2 separate regions of the Homo sapiens genome follow, and region 1 is linked to region 2. A link is an interaction called in ENCODE POLR2A ChIA-PET data of the cell type or tissue named here. Cell type or tissue: PC-9. All regions are shown on one strand. Links, peaks and the distances in the headings refer to the core of each region. The heading gives the core; the rest is flanking DNA.

Region 1 (7,875 bases), core at 2,166-4,665, 1.2 Mb before region 2:
AGGCAGTAGCATTATAGCACTAGCTAAAGTAAACATCAGAGTTTGCCACTTTTCTGAATACCCTCCAATCAATTAATTATTTACATGCTTTCTAAATGCTCCTTCTCAGTAAGGAGGAAGCGAACTATCTATTTTTAGGAGATCTTTAATTAAAACGAGTATATGCTAATAGTGTGATCCTTAGAATGGGTGGTGATGACAAGTAGTGGAAGAGAACCAGGGAATGAATCGATCAGGTACCCTTGCACGTGCCTCAGGACTGTGAGGTTTGTGTGTGTGAGTGTGTGTGTGTTTAGCAGGGGGTGAAGGGATGGGGGCGGGGAGGGAAGTTATCAGCACCTGCCACTTATCAGTAGTCCAGGTTGGACCACCAATTTAACCCTGTCTGATTGTCCTTTCCTCTTCTAGGTTATCATGTATTCTTTGGTTCTTCTTAGACTTAAGCTTCCTGGAACTAAGCACTTTTGATATATGGTCAGCTAACAGGAAGTCATTAGGAAATAATCTAGGCTGTAGTAGAAAAGATCAGAGTTTTATGAATTTGTAAATTTTCAGTTCATGCTCAGAATTTCAATTTAACTATGTTATTTGACTTCAGTATATCTTAAATCTTCTACAAAAGAGGAATGATTAACTAAATTATGGATTTTTCCCTGCTATCATTATGAAGACTATATAACAATGGAGAGTGTCCCCATTTTAAAAAGTTACAGTTATATGTATTATAGTTACTAAATAGGAACACACATACACTGATATTGAAAGAATATAGACCTAACTTATAGCAATTCTTTTTCCCTTGGAAAGGTAACCAGAGTTTCACTTTCTATGTTATGTATTTTTATAATGGCAGTTTTTCTAGTGAGCACTTGTTAATCTTATAATGAGAAAGCTGAATATAAAATTAATAATATTTACATTTCTATTTGTAAAAGTTTGTAGCTTATTACTTATAGTACCAGGTTTACCCTGAGGCTATTTTCAAATATTAGATCATACAAAGATCATTTTCCCTCCTTGGTAAAATCATCAGTAACTAGTAAGTATTGATCATCTATCATGTTCAAGGCACTGCACGGTTTACAAAAGAAACATCTGAAACAGTTCTTCAGAACTTTATCCTTGGACTCATCTCCTCTTATGCTCTGAGTCTTGCACTCCCATAAAAGCCCTATTTACATATTAACACTCAAAAACAGATCTCAACTTCAAAACTATTTTTCTATCTGCTGATTAGACACATCCACATAGATATTTTTTAAGACACTAAAATATATTATGTCCAAATTAATCTTTTCATTTTCTCCCTAACCCCGAAAAATCATCCCTGCATTTCTTTTACTGAGTGGCAATACTGTTTGCCCAAGCCAGAAATGAGATAAATAGTAGTTACAGTTTAAAGCCAGAGCTCCTATTCTAACCATTAATCTGTATTGCTTCTTTATCTGATTTTATCCTTGAGTTCGCTTCCTTCTCCCCCAATATCCAGCCATTCATTAAGCCTAGGTGATCCTACATCCTAAATATTTTTTGACTCGGTCAACTTTTCTCCTGTCCTTTGCCACTGCCTTAGTACAGATGTCCTCATCTGTCTCCTGGACCACAAAACCTTGAGTGCCAAGTGATGCCCTTGCCTCCAGGTCTATTCTTCTCTGACATAGTCTCCCCTCTGCACCTTTGCTCATTTCATCCCTCCACATAAAATTGTTCATTGGCTTTCTCTTTCTCTTCTTGACCTGGCACCTACCTTCCAAAATTGCCATACATTTTTTGTCTGCTCCTGAGTTTTTGCATAGGCTCTCTCTTCTGCCTAGGAAACTACTTTCCTCCCTCAGCTCTCCTCTTCCTGGTTAACTCCTGTGTTTTTCAGGTTTTAGCATAAGCATCATTTCTTACAGGAAACTTCATCTGACCGCCCTCGACACAGATATCATTGTTCTTTGGCTCTATAGTATTGTTTCTCTCATCATGGAATCTATCCCAGTTTGTTGTAGATGTTTATTTAATTGTCTCTCTGATAAGAATATAAACCCCCTGAGAGCAAAGACAGTGGCAGACTTGCTTACAGTCCTGTTCCACAGCATTATACATGGCGTTACCCACAGTAGCCTCAGCAAATATTTATTAAATGAATGAATGTATGAACAAGTGAATGAATGAATATTCTCTCCACCTTTAACAAAAATCACTCAGTTGGGAGGAAACCATATATATAATATGAAGTAGTAAAGCTAATGACTACCTCAGTATCACATTGGCAGTACATGGGCAGAACCCAGGTAAAAATTTGGTTCTCCTAACTACTACTAATTTGTGCCTTTCTTACTGGACAGTACTGCATTTGGATAAAACAAGTGTCTCAGAAGCCTTTTTAATCAGTACCTAATGGAATTAAGTTTTTGTTTTAATGTCAGCCCCCTTTTGCAAAATCCTCAATGCTGTAAATACATTGATTTCACCTTTCATAATCCCATATTGAAGACAGAAATAGAAGTTTATGGTTTTTTTCAGTAGAAGACAGCTCAAACAAATTAGATGATTGTCATAATTTATCCTTTTTTCTTTTTTTAGTTGTTATAGCTGCTGATGGAGTATTGAAGGTAGGACTATTTCTTTTACTTAAAAAAATTGTTAATTTCAGATGTAGATTTTTGTAACTGATAATCCCTTAATTAGCCAATAAGTAGAAAGTTGACACTGATTCCTGTTTTCTCAGATCTGTGACTTTGGTGCCTCTCGGTTCCATAACCATACAACACACATGTCCTTGGTTGGAACTTTCCCATGGATGGCTCCAGAAGTTATCCAGAGTCTCCCTGTGTCAGAAACTTGTGACACATATTCCTATGGTGTGGTGAGTTCATTTCTCATTTCTTGTTTACTAAGGGAAATACAAAAAGCAAACACTCAAAAGAAGAGAGATACAGTTTAACATGGTTTTATTTTTATTTGAGACTGTACTGCTGGTGGAATGCCTAAAGCAGCACCATTGGAGAACGCTTCCTAGTTGCCAAAATGTTTAATCATTTTTAATCATCGGAGTTATTTTGTCCTGTGTTGAGAAGAAACCAACACCACTTCCAAGAAACAAATTAAATGGAATCCGAGATAGTGTTGGGCTCCGCTTTGCCTGTGAGAATGATTTTTTGCAGGGTGGTAATGTGACTGTGGACTCTCTCTGTAATTTCAATGGAAATGTGGATCATTTGGAACAGGACTTCATTGTAATGGATTGCTTAAACAGTATAAAATCACCAATAGATCTGCCAAGCGAGTTAATTACCAGGAAACTTTTGAGTCTCAACTATTAAACTGATTCATCGGTTTCTAAAAGTCCAAAAGAAAATGTACTTAGCACTTACCAGATGACCTTGTCCATGTCTGCTGCCAGTCTTAGAGTAGCAGTGACTATCTGAAGCGTGACTCTAAGGCATTACATAAGAATCACAGCAGAGCCACATAGAGAATAGACTAATGAGGGGGTGGAGTGCTCAAGGAAGAGACCACAGGAATGAATCCGTTAAGGAGCAGAAGCTCCTGGAGGAGGAATTTGGAGATGGGCCATTTCCTGAGGAATAGGTTATACCTGCATTATCAGAGAGAAGGAAGTGGAGTGGGAGAGTTCTTTGCTGGAGGAAGGAATTCATTTGTTGCCTTTTGTTGAGGATAAACTTTTCCCTAAAATGTTACGTATTCTTTAAAAAGTCCAAAATAGTTTTGGAATTCCCTGTCTTTACATCTCATACTGCCCTGCTATTTATACTATTATACTGCCCTGCTGTTTATACTATTACTTCCTAAAAGGGCATTTTCATAGTAATGGGTAAAGAAGCAGCCTGTTTTAGGTCCAAATCAGCCTGTCTCTTCGTCCTGAACTTCTGTGTTTTCTTACTGCAGGTGGTAGCCAATGACACAAGAGGAGATTCACGTTGTCAGACCTGTTTTGTTTTGTTTTGTTTTCTTTATTCGGTCTCTAGGTATTTAATGCTGGCTTCACAGGTTTTGGACTTGTTTCAGTGACTAGCTTTTTGTAAATCATAACACATCCTATGTATACCAAATTAATAAAGATTAATTTTGTTAGCTATTGAAAAAATCATTTCAAGAATGAAATATGTTTTTGACCGAAGGCTAGAATTTTAAAGGTCAGAAGGCAAGAGTAACATCAGGCTTAATACCTGATATCCAAAAAAAGAAAAAAAATCAATACCTGATATCCCTTGATTCTGGTTTCTTAAGAATGAAGACTATAAGCTATTACAGTGATCAAATATTTCTCATAAGTTTCAGAGGAGACTAGCTTATAAAACTGGTCTCCTATGTCAAATGTTACTACATTCTAACCATCATACATTCATCTGTGGGATATTCTGAAAATGGGGTATTTGTAGCAATTTAAGACTCTTTGTAAGATTGTTTTCTCTTGTGAAAGTGCATTCCTTCATTTATAACCAAACGTTTATTTACTGAGGCACACACCACCTGAGAGTAATTTAAATTTTTCTTAGCCTGCTTGTTGGGAACGGCCTCTCGTTTTGTCCTGTTGAAATAGGAACAAGCAAACTTTTTCTAGAAAGGACCAGATAATATATATTTTTGGCTTTGAGGGCCACTTACAGTCTCTGTTGCATAGTCTTCATAGATGCCATAGTTGGCTTTTTGTTTCTTACAACCCATCAAACATGAAAAAGCCACTCTGTATTCTGCAGCAGGCCATCGTTGCGGGCACCTCCCTGGAACAAGAGGGCTTGGGAAGATGAGCAGCGTGGTTTAGGAACGTGGCTTGACCGTTCAGAGTGGCTCACCAGGAGCCCACTGCTCCCACTCCTTTAATGTGCATGTGTATATAAATGTATATAAACATGTTTGTTGGTGTTAGGTATATATGTATGTTGGTTATAGTTATTGTAGACTGTTACAGCTTTTAAATTGTTTGTCACATTTATATGAACTAGAAGACTTTTGAGGTTCATTTTTGCACTTATGAGTCCACACACATACAGTGCTTTTACTTTTAAAATTCTCCCCAAGTGTTTGAATTTCCTTATCTCAAAAATTTTTGACCTTAAGACACAACTATACATACATTGAACTTTTAGCCTCAACATTATTTCATATATGAAAACAAACTTTATGCTGCCTTCTTTCAAAGCCTTACAGTTGCCAGGGCTTTGGTGTGAAATGCCCCCCTCTGCTTTTCCTGAGATGAAGTACAATCTTAGTACCAGTAGCCAAGCACAAATTCCTTTTCACACATAAACTATAAAAGATGTTAAGAGTGACTTCTGTTTGGAGAGCTTAGGATTTTTTTCCTGTATCATTTTAAAATCTCTTCATACATTCCACATTGACCCCATTTCTTAAACATAGTTTGAGTCAACCTTTCTGGAGCTGCACATTTTCAGTGTTTTTTATTAAAAATCTTTTCACTTAAGAAACTATGCACCACATTTCAGTAGAAGGGCTTGAACACGTCTCTTTGTGGATTAGCTTTTCTCTCTACTTGTGTGCTGACCCTACCTTTGCTTAGTTTGGTTTGGTTTTGGAGGGATTTAACAAATGCTTAACAAACCATCCTATGGAGTAATTTCACTTACTGAAACAAACTCGACCACCAGCCACTGAGCATTTCCAGTGTTGCTCTGTATTTACACACTGGATGTTGCTCTGCAGAACCTGTCCACCCCATCATGTGATGTGGAATATCAATTCTGCATTCATGCTAGAGCCTTCCCTTACCTGGTGGAAACAGAAATGCCATTTCAGTGAGTGAGTCTATTTTAAAACAGCTTCTGCTGTGTGAGTCTTGAAGACAGAGGTTTGCTTGGAATGCTGGTTTGCCTCACAGAATGTTGTGTCAGCAGAATTCCATTCAGAAAAGTGTACAGATGCTAATTTAATTATAAACAAGAACTCAGGACTGTATAGGTTGATGCAAAAGTAATTGAAGTTTTGCCATTTAAAAGTAATGGCAAAAACTGCAATTACTTTTGCACCAACCTAATATTTAATTCTGACCTCTTCTCATTCTGTTTGTTCTAAATAAACACCATTAATGAGAGAAAAAATACGAGGTATGCTTTCCAGCGACTTTTTATTTAAACAACCACAGGTATTTTTTTAATGAAGAAAGCATTATGTGTTCAAAGTAGATGTTATAGAAAAGAGCAGGTGAGGATAGTTGTTAAGGTTGGGACCATGTTAGTTTTAGAAGTTTGTGGTCCATAAACTTGGAAAATGATACCTATTTTAATTCAAAATGTGGTTATTTTGAATTTTTTATGTCTTTTCAAAAATAGGTGAGTAGCCAAGACTCCTTTGTCAGTAGGAGCATTTATTTGCATTAAATATCCCATTGTTCATTGGGAGTCTGTTCTGTTCATTGAAACCCCCTCTACACACAGCAGTCACATACAGATGAATAAGACCATTAAAAAAAAGGTTTTTTTTTTAAAATCCACCCAAAAAACTGCAATATATTTTTGCTTTTTGTTTTTCTAATTTTTTAGACTGCTGTAAGAATTTAGCCCCTACTACTCCCAAAACCACCAGCCCTCCCCAGGTTGATAAACCTTTGTTGCTTCTTAACAAATGGCAAGACTCACTAACCTTGTACTGCCTTAAAATAAATGTGCTGTGAATGCCAGAAGTGGATTTTATGATCCTTGCTCTTAAGCTGGTAAACTTTGCTAGGGAGGCAATTGTTTCCCTCCATTTTATGAGAAATGAGATTTTTCTACCCTCTTATGAGAACTCTTGGAGGACTGAACCTGGAAGAGTGTTTAGTATGTTATCCACAAAAAAAGAAAAGCAAAAATCACTGAAAGAATAAGCCTTCTGAGAACACAAGGCCTAGCCTCTCTTTAAAAAAAAAAAAAAAAAAAAAGCTATTCTAATGACAATGCAGAAAGGATTACCTTCTTAGAAGCTTCTCAGCCAAAACCAGCCTTGAAAACATAGTGGCTTAAGAGACAGCATGGCTGCCTGGCTTGTCTGTGAGCACTGTTCCAGAACAAGCTGGGCTCAGGTAATGGCTTTCTATTGTTTGGAAAAGAAAGGGCAGAAAAAGTACGTAGTCTTTTCCAAGTTTCTATTCTGTAAACTGAAAACATAAATTTTCCTTGTGAGCACAGTTTAAATGTGAGGACGTCTCAATATAAAATGAGTCGGAAAATATTTTTAAGGTGAAAGATCACAATAATATTTGGCCTGAATCCTCATAACTGGTATTTTTAGGCATCATTTAATATATTTTTAGACCTCCAAGTGACTTCCTCAGTAAAGTTACTTTTGTATGCCAAATGTTATTTTTGTTTAGTGTGGAAAAAAAAAGCTGATGTCCTATCTTATACCACCTGCTTTTTGATACATCCCCAAATCCAGGGAATTAATAAAAGGAAATCATGAGATGTGCTGATACTGGAATTAAACTAAAGACCTCATTTGGGCTTCAGGACATAGCAGCTAATGACCCCACCTCAGACACTTTTACATCCATCAAGTAACTCCCTCAGCTGTAGTAGCTCTTCAGAGACACAGAGGGAGTCAAATGGAATTGGCTTATTTTTTTCTTTATTTTTCACGGTTAGAGCTCTCAGAGAAATATAACTTAAATTTTATTAGATTTTGGACATTTTCCAGCAGAATATTTTGGAATCAAGAATGACGTAAATGTTTTTCTGGTGTTGTCCCCCCAAACTCTTGGATTTGCAATTTACTTCACAAAATTCAGTCTGTGCATGTGTGCACACATGTACACGGCGTGTTTATCATACCTGCAGGCCAAACTCAGAAGAGGCACTGCTCATCTGTGCGTTTGGGGGTCTGGAGCGTTTGATTTATTGGAGGCTAACTCCCTGTTCCCATTCTCCTTAG
Region 2 (7,875 bases), core at 1,850-4,349:
GGGTGCGCACACCCTCCTGGAGCAAACCGACCCCTTTTGTCCTCTCCTTTTCCCTTTGAAACCCAAATCTGAAATCGGGTAACAGTTGGGGGCGTTGGCCGATTTTCTCTCCTCTCAGCGTATCGTCCTCCCCCTGCCGCCCCTTTCCCTCCTCTTCCAGTCCACTATCTCCCCGACCCCAGCCCGTCTTCATACTGCGTGGAGTGACTTCCTCCTCCTCCATTTTTGTGCCCCCCACCCCCAGCGCGTATTTATTGTATTTTAATTTAAAAAGCGACACCTTCAAACCCTGCGCCCGAGGCGGCGGAGGCGCCGTCACCCGCAGCCGCGAGAGCCCGGCCAAGGCGCCTGGGTGCCGGGCTCCCTGAACTCGCGCCGGGGAGAAGCAGTGCGTTTCCGGGGACTCGCAGCCACCTTTGCGGCGGGTAACTCGGCTGGGTTTGTATTTGCTGTTTTAATACAAACCCCGCCGCACTGCCTATTTCAAAGATGTGCTAATTACTACTTGGATAGCAGGGCGCAAAGTCCTTGTCCATTTCCCAGTACAAAGTAGGTTGCTAGAAAATTTGAAATTGCCTTTCAGCCTAAAGCTGCCTTACCTGAATGTCATAATTACAGTAATTATGTACATCCAAATTACATGCTAATTAAATTAGAATCAAATCGTTCTAAATCGAAATCAAATGAGGTAGTGAAGAATTAATCAATGACAACATAAATAGAGAGCTTCCTTCAGAGATATTTATTGTAACGATACAAGGAGGAATTTGATCTGAAAAAGTCACCTGTTTGTTTACTTTCAAATTAGTAATCAGTTATTATCGCTTCTCCATAATTTTAACCGTTCAGTGTTATTTACCCCCCACCCTTCCCAGACGCTGGAGTGTATAGAAATATGTATGAGGTAAATACATACAGACATGCCTCCCCCATATATTGTTGATGTAAATATAGACTGTGTGTTTGCATCTCCAGTTAAGGAAAGGGTTTCAGAATGTCCGTGGGGACACGTCCCTCCAGGGCCGGCTGTCGAGGACCCGGAAAACCACAGCCCCTAAGAGTTCCAGATTTTCCAAGACCCTTATACTCTCTTCCTGTAGAATTTCATACTGGGGGTTTTGCATTGTTTTGCAGGCATGTAACCATTTCTGGGTGATTCATTTATCTATAAAGGAAATGCAAAGTGGCAGGGTGTCTGCCCCAGTCCGCATTCTGCTTGCAGATTGCTGACGAAAGTTGATATCTTCATGTTTGTCCCAGGAGCTTCATAAAGCGCCCTCTTCACCTGTGGAGCCCGAGCGACCAGAAAAATTCGCTCGCTTTCCTAACTGCTGAAGGCGAGTCCGGCCCGCGCGGGGGACTGCGCCCGAGGCCCGGCAAGCTTAGGCGGGGACTAGCAGGGCCCTCGGCGGGCGGGCCCCCAGCGAAAAGGCCTGAGAATTGCTTCTGGGGGGTGGCTTGGGCCAACGGGGGCGAGGGAGCCGCGCAGAGGGCAGGCCCCGACCCTTCCCCGCCGCACCTTGTGGGTCGGGTGTTGGGCGGCCTCCTGGCGCGGGAGGCGCATCTGCTAGGAAGGGTGTGCGCTCCCCCCTTCTCGGCCTCCCCATTTCGGTTTGGGGTGTTTTCGCAAGGTTGCCAGACGGTGCATCCAGAAGGAAACCACCAGAGCACGCAGGGGGGCGTCGCCTCAGGATGGGAAGGGGCGACCTCAGCCAGGATTCATCCCATCACCCTACTCCACCCCCATTCCGGCTTCCTTTAGGTTTAGGGCGACGTCCTCCTGGGAAGCCCTGCTCTGTCAACCCAGGAGCCCTCGGACCTCCACTTCTGTCCACCCCCTCGCGAAGCCCTTCAAGCCCAAGGGACTGGAGAAAGGCGGCTCCGGGGCAGCTCGGGCCGGAGGGTGCGTTTCTTTTCATTCCAGGCAGCTCTCCGCGTTCGTCCCGCACATCTTCGTCATTACTGCTACATTCTGGGCATTCTGGGGGTGATAAGTGTGGCGTGAAGGGAGGAGAAAGGGGAAGGTGCTGTGGAGTTACCTCTTCCTTTTCCATTAGCAGGAACCGGGTTTTAGGAGCCTCGATCAGGTAGGAGAGCTTTCAGAGGCCCCCGCTTTCCCAAACCTTAGTTTCCCCGGTCTGACTTGTTCCTCACAACTTTTTAAAGGTCTTTCTCCTTTTTGATCAGAGAATGCTCCCAAGGCCTGCAGGTATTGCATGCTTTTATCTCTTTTCAAGAAATGATAACTATAGCAGAGCTTTTCTTTTTCAGAAAACCTAAATAAGATTTTTAAATATCCTTCAGCTGCTGAAGCTAAAAATGCTACTTTCTTCCTGGTCTTACGTCCGGAGTGTGGAGTTGCGGCCCTCCAGAGCTACCTCCACCAGCGTCTTGGCCCAGTGGTCATTAGGTAAGGAGAAGAGTGAAATGGCTCAGGTGGATTTTGAACTCTGAGCTTCAATGCCAAAGCATACGAAATGTTCAGTGATTAAAACTGGGAAACGCCTGCTCCCAGCAGCGTGGAATGATTTGATTCACTATCAGCAAGCAGTCTCATGGAAGAACAGCAAGAAAGGTCTCTTCAAGCCTTTCAGATGAAAAGCTTTCTTAAGATTACAGCCCTATGGTTCAAAACAAGATCTCCGCTTCACAATGCAAGGTAAGCAGACCTGCCACTATGCTGCAGAAACCTCTGCCCATTTTGGCCTTTATTAAAATAAATTATGACTAATTTACCACAGAGACGTTCAGATAAACAAGTTCTAACCTAGCAACTTGGTATTTCCTGATTATTTATAAATCGACAGCACCTCCTACAGGAATTAATTTGTTAGTGTTATGTTAAATGTTAGGTTAGGGGAAAAGTCCCTGCGAAGGCAGAGGGAGAAATGCCTCCAAAATGTGTCCTATGCCTCGTGCAGTTCCAGGCTCATGGATAAATAAGAAACTTGTAAGTGTGCCAAGATTTTAAAGGAACTTCTCTATTAAGGGTAAGAATGACAAATTTCACCAGGCTGGTTTTCTAAAAAATATCCCCGTTGAGGACTTTTGTTTGGGTTCTTAAGTCGTAGATTTATTAAACGTGGAGGATTCTTCTTAGGCTTTAGGTACGTAGAGGAATCTCTACACGTACTAGACATCCCTTTTATTATGAGGTTCATCTTATGAGGTTCATCTCCTTGGTCTCTACCTTATATTTCAAAACAAAAGTAGAATTACATGTCCAATATTTTTATTTTAAAAAATTATTTTCCATCATTAGGGTATGTGGAACACATTAACTGAGCCTCTTTAAAGCTATTTGTTATCATGGTATGATTTTGTGTGAAAATGCCTCTCTTCCGTTTTTAAGTTTACAGTTAGAATGGTAGTTCGTTAGGGCTTTTGAGCACCCTTGGGTGACCAAGGCTGAAAGCCAAACAAAATGAACATCTTCCATAACTACATGGAAATTTTTTCTCAGAATTAGATGGTTAAAAATATTGGAGATTTTGGCAGTACTTTATAGTTTCTCAATCCTAACAATAAGGATAATTAAATCAGAGACTAAAAAAAATCTCATGGCCACTTTATAAAAAGTGGACCACATTGGCCAGGCATGGTGGTTCACGCCTATAATCCCAGCACTTTGGGAGGTTGAGGCAGGCAGATTGCTTGAATTCAGGAGTTCAAGACCAGCCTGAGCAACATAGCAAGATCTCATCTGCATTAAAAAAGTGGACCACGGTTTGTGAGTCAAATGAAAAAAGTGTAAGAAATAACGTTTTAAATTCATTTTTAATTTTAGGATGCATTTCAGCATTTCTCTTCATGAACACTGTATTGCTTCAGAAACCCTTTAAGGTAGTAAGTATTGCATAGGTTTTGACATTATAAAAATTATAAAGTCTAAAAAGGCATAAGGTAGAAAATAATCACTGCAACACTGATGAACTCAAGGTGTAAATTAGCAGTGTTTACCAATTTCAAATGCATGCTTTTTTTTAAGTGAAGAAGGGATCTTTGAGGTGCGCTGTAAGTTATTTAACAATACTGTGGAAGGAATTCAAGTTCCTCCCCGCCCCACCCCCACCCTGCGTCTTAAAAATCTAAATAATCAAGGGTTGTTTACCTCTTCACTTAAGTTTTTCTTAGAGGACACTTGTTTTGTGTGTGTGCACAGACAAGTCAAAGACATAATCAGATGATGTGGAGTGGTTTTACTTCTTTCAAATGTTACTCCTACAGAATTTATGAAATTGTGACTGCCAACTATCAAAACCATCTAATCAGTATTTGTTTTGTATTAAATAGCAGATGGTTAAAAAATATAGAACACTGATAAAAAAACTTGTGTCCAAGATGTGAAGTTATGTTTTTTGGAACTGCATGTTACTTGTGATTTGTACCAGTTCTTTCTGTAGTTTTCCTTTACCATATCCTTTGAAACACAAGGGAAAATTTGCAGCTAAATTTAAATATGCCTTATATACCTATACTGGTGAAATATCAAAACAGTTTGCATTGTTTCATTTGAAAATCTACCCCCTGCCCCCCGCCACGGACCACTGGTACGATCAACCAGGTATGAAGTAAAATCTTTAATAGTTGTATGCCAGTAATAGAAGGGCCAATTGTGGAAGGCAGAATAATAGTCCCTCATAGATGTACACATCCTAACCCCTGGAACCTGTGAATATGTTACATTACAAAGAAAAGGGGAATTAAAGTTGCAGATAGAATTAACATTGATATTAAAATTGGGAGATTATTGCATGATTCTTCAGGTGGGCCTGATGTAATCACAAGGTCCTTAAAATTGGAAGAGGGATGCAGAATGGCAAAGTGTCAGAATGATTAGATTTGAGAAGGACTTGACTCCTCTCTCTTAGCTTTGAAAACAGAGGAGGGGGGGCCAGGAGCCAAGAAATGCAGGCAGCATCTAGAAGCTGGAACAGGCAAGCAAACATATTTTCCCCTTGAGCCTCTAGAAGAAACACAATTCTATTGACATCTTGACTTTAGCCCATGTCAAACTTCTGACTTCTAGAACTGTTAATACAGCTGGACTGTTTTTTGTTTTGTTTTGTTTTGAGATGGAGTCTTGCTCTGTCACCCAGGCTGGAGTGCAGTGGCGTGATCTTGGCTCACTGCAACCTCCGCTCCTGGGTTCAAGCAATTCTCCCACCTCAGCCTCCTGAGTAGCTGGGACTACAGGTGCGCACCACCATGCCTGGCTTTTTTTTTTTTTTTTTTTTTTGAGACGGAGTCTCACTCTGTCGCCCATGCTGGAGTGCAGTGGCGTAATCTTGGCTCACTGCAACCTCCACCTCCCAGGTTCAAGCGTTTCTCCTGCCTCAGCCTCCCGAATAGCTAGAACTACACTGCATGCCACCATGCCCAGCTAATTTTTTGTATTTTTAGTAGACACGGGGTTTCACCATGTTGGCTAGGCTGGTCTCGAAACTCCTGACCTCAGGTGATCCGCCCGCCTGGGCCTCCCAAAGTGCTGTGATTACAGGCGTAAAGCCACCGTGCCTGGCCCCGTTGGACTGTTTTAAGTTTGAGGTAATTTGTATACCTGCACAGAAAACTAATATTATCCAAATGTAAACAGCTTATTCTATAGAACAAAACACCTAAAGGGGGCTTAAAAGTCTTAAAGATTTATTAATCCTTAATTTATACTAATGAATTTGAATAATTATTACAATTCACTTCAAGCAAATTCAAATCCTAGAATAACAAATTTGAATTGAAAAAAGTAAATTATACCCATTCAATGTACTGTCATTCTTTTAATGATGTTTCAGAACAAAGAAAATGTCACAGAGTTATATGCGGTTTTTATCTGGTATGGGGAACAAGAAACAGTTACCAACAGAAAATATTTCCACAGCCCCAAAATAGCTTACTTACAAATATTTGCAAAATTCATTCTTATAGTACTCATGTAGTTTTGTACTTGAATTGACAGTCTAGAGATGAAAAATTAAAATTGAGCTTTTTTATTAGAAAGACAACAGTACATAATTTACCCCTTGCTAAAGGTATTCAATAAAAAAGTGGAGATATTTTTATTCCCAGGTAATTGTCACATACAGTCTTTCTTCTCTACTTCTGCTTCATTCTCTTTGTGTCACTTTAGTATGTGTACCTCCTGGGTGCTCTCTGTACATTTTTTCTCCTCTATACAAGTCTGTGCCATGGCTTCTGCTGTCATTTCTTCTGCTTTGCTCTTCACCAGGATTTCGCTGTGCCCGTTTCCTTGTCTCCCTTTGCTTGTAACTACCAGGACTTCTGCTCCGGCTTCTCCGGCTCCTTTCCTCCCTGCCGTGGCTTCTGCTGCTCCCCTCCTTTCTTTCAGAGCCTCTCTTCTCTGGGCTATGTTTATGGGTTCTGGACTTTTTGTCAGAATCAGAATGGCTCCATTTGCTGTCCTCCCTAGAACTCTCGTGTTTTAAGAACCTGGGCTTTTCCTTGGCTTTTTCCCGGTTATGGTGACTGCTAGAAAGTTCTTCATGAAGCTTTCTCTTCTTAGACTTGTCCTTCTCTTCAGAATCACTGTTGTTATGCCCTGAACACTTGTTTTTCTTTCTTTTCTTCCTTTGTATTTTTTTTTCTTTATTGTTACTCTCACTCTCACTACTGCTTTCTGAAGTCTCAGTAGAGGAAGAGGAGGAGGAGGAGGAAGATGAGGAAGAAGAGGACTTATGTTTTTTGTGTTTACTTCTGCTCTTCTGAAACTTTTTCTTTTTTCTATCTTTTTTCTTTTTTTTCTTCTCCAGTCGATCTAATTTCCTGTAATTGGGAAATAAACAGTAACAGACTGTGTGAAAAACAGTTATTTCATCAACTGTAAGTTATGAACAAACAATATATTTTCTTAGAAGTTATTAAAAATAGTATCCATGGCAGAGCGCGCTGGCTCATACCTGTAATCCCAGCACTTTGGGAGGCCACGGCGGGCGGATCACAAGGTCAGGAGTTCGAGACCAGCCTGACCAACATGGTGAAACCCCATCTCTAGTAAAAATACAAAAATTAGCTGGGCATGGTGGCACCTGCCTGTAATCCCAGCTACTCAGGAGGCTGAGGCAGAAGAATCGCTTGAACCCGGGAGGCGGAGGTTGCAGTGAGTCAAAATCATGCCACTGCACTCCAGCTTGGGCAAAAGAGTGAGACTCTGTCTTAAAAAAAAAAAAAAAAAAAAAAAGAACTGGTATCCATATATGAACGCATTGTTTACTAAATGACAACTCATTTTCTTCCTTTAAAATTATTCAAAGCGTGAATACATTAAATTAAAAAATTAAATGCATCAAGCCAATTTTCTGACTATACTTCAATAGTAATGACTACTTTTTTGTTAAATTCTTACTGAGTTGAAATTATATAGCACTCTAAAGGGTCATCCTAAAGAAAGCCTGTGAAAGGTGTGTAACATCAGTTGGAACTACTAAAAAAGCAAATATATAGCTATAATCAGATGAAAAATTAATTTTATGTACTATTTTATAGTATATAAATATTAATCAACGTTATCAAAATTCAAGAGAATATTCTCCAGAAATTCTGAGTAAGAGTACACATTAAACTTCTGAAATATTGGTTTTATAAAATAATATAGTTAATACTTGTTTTCAACAATTGTTTAGTTTTATAAATAGGACAATCCTATTAAAACATTCTGAATTTCTAGAGTACTTCACATTCTTGGAGGAGTAACTTGTTTATATGGTATGTTTGAGTTACTCTGAAAATAAGTCTCTAGGTTCTGTCTAGCCATTCTCAAAACTCTACATACTGAAAGCATCATGAGCTCCCTCTATTGGACCCAGCAGACATTTCTTGGATTCTTTTAATTCAGAGGTAGTCTGTTTAACAAAATTCACG

Evidence for each region. Peaks named below come from ENCODE experiments on the same cell type or tissue, not always from the same donor. Only the 100,000 strongest peaks of a DNase experiment are listed, where the experiment ranks them.
Region 1: POLR2A ChIA-PET joins it to region 2 with 6 read pairs; 1 of 35 experiments calls an interaction of 5 or more read pairs at or near these places.

Annotation. Positions count from the first base shown.
Region 1 is chr2:173,188,324-173,196,198 of GRCh38, forward strand. MAP3K20 (mitogen-activated protein kinase kinase kinase 20) reads left to right here. Exons shown (of 20, transcript NM_016653.3): 6 at 2,572-2,600; 7 at 2,717-2,854. Among named protein-coding and RNA genes, the nearest start is that of MAP3K20-AS1, 90 kb to the right of the region's middle. RefSeq lists an enhancer at 3,232-3,813. In PC-9, for the core only: no CTCF peak of the experiment used is centred there; DNase peaks (open chromatin) are centred at 3,518 and 3,958.
Region 2 is chr2:174,342,393-174,350,267 of GRCh38, forward strand. CIRSR (corepressor of RBPJ and splicing regulator) reads right to left here. Exons shown (of 10, transcript NM_004882.4): 10 at 5,630-6,780. The coding sequence ends at 6,105. Among named protein-coding and RNA genes, the nearest start is that of SP9, 11 kb to the left of the region's middle. In PC-9, for the core only: CTCF peaks have their summits at 2,803 and 3,004; a DNase peak (open chromatin) is centred at 2,789.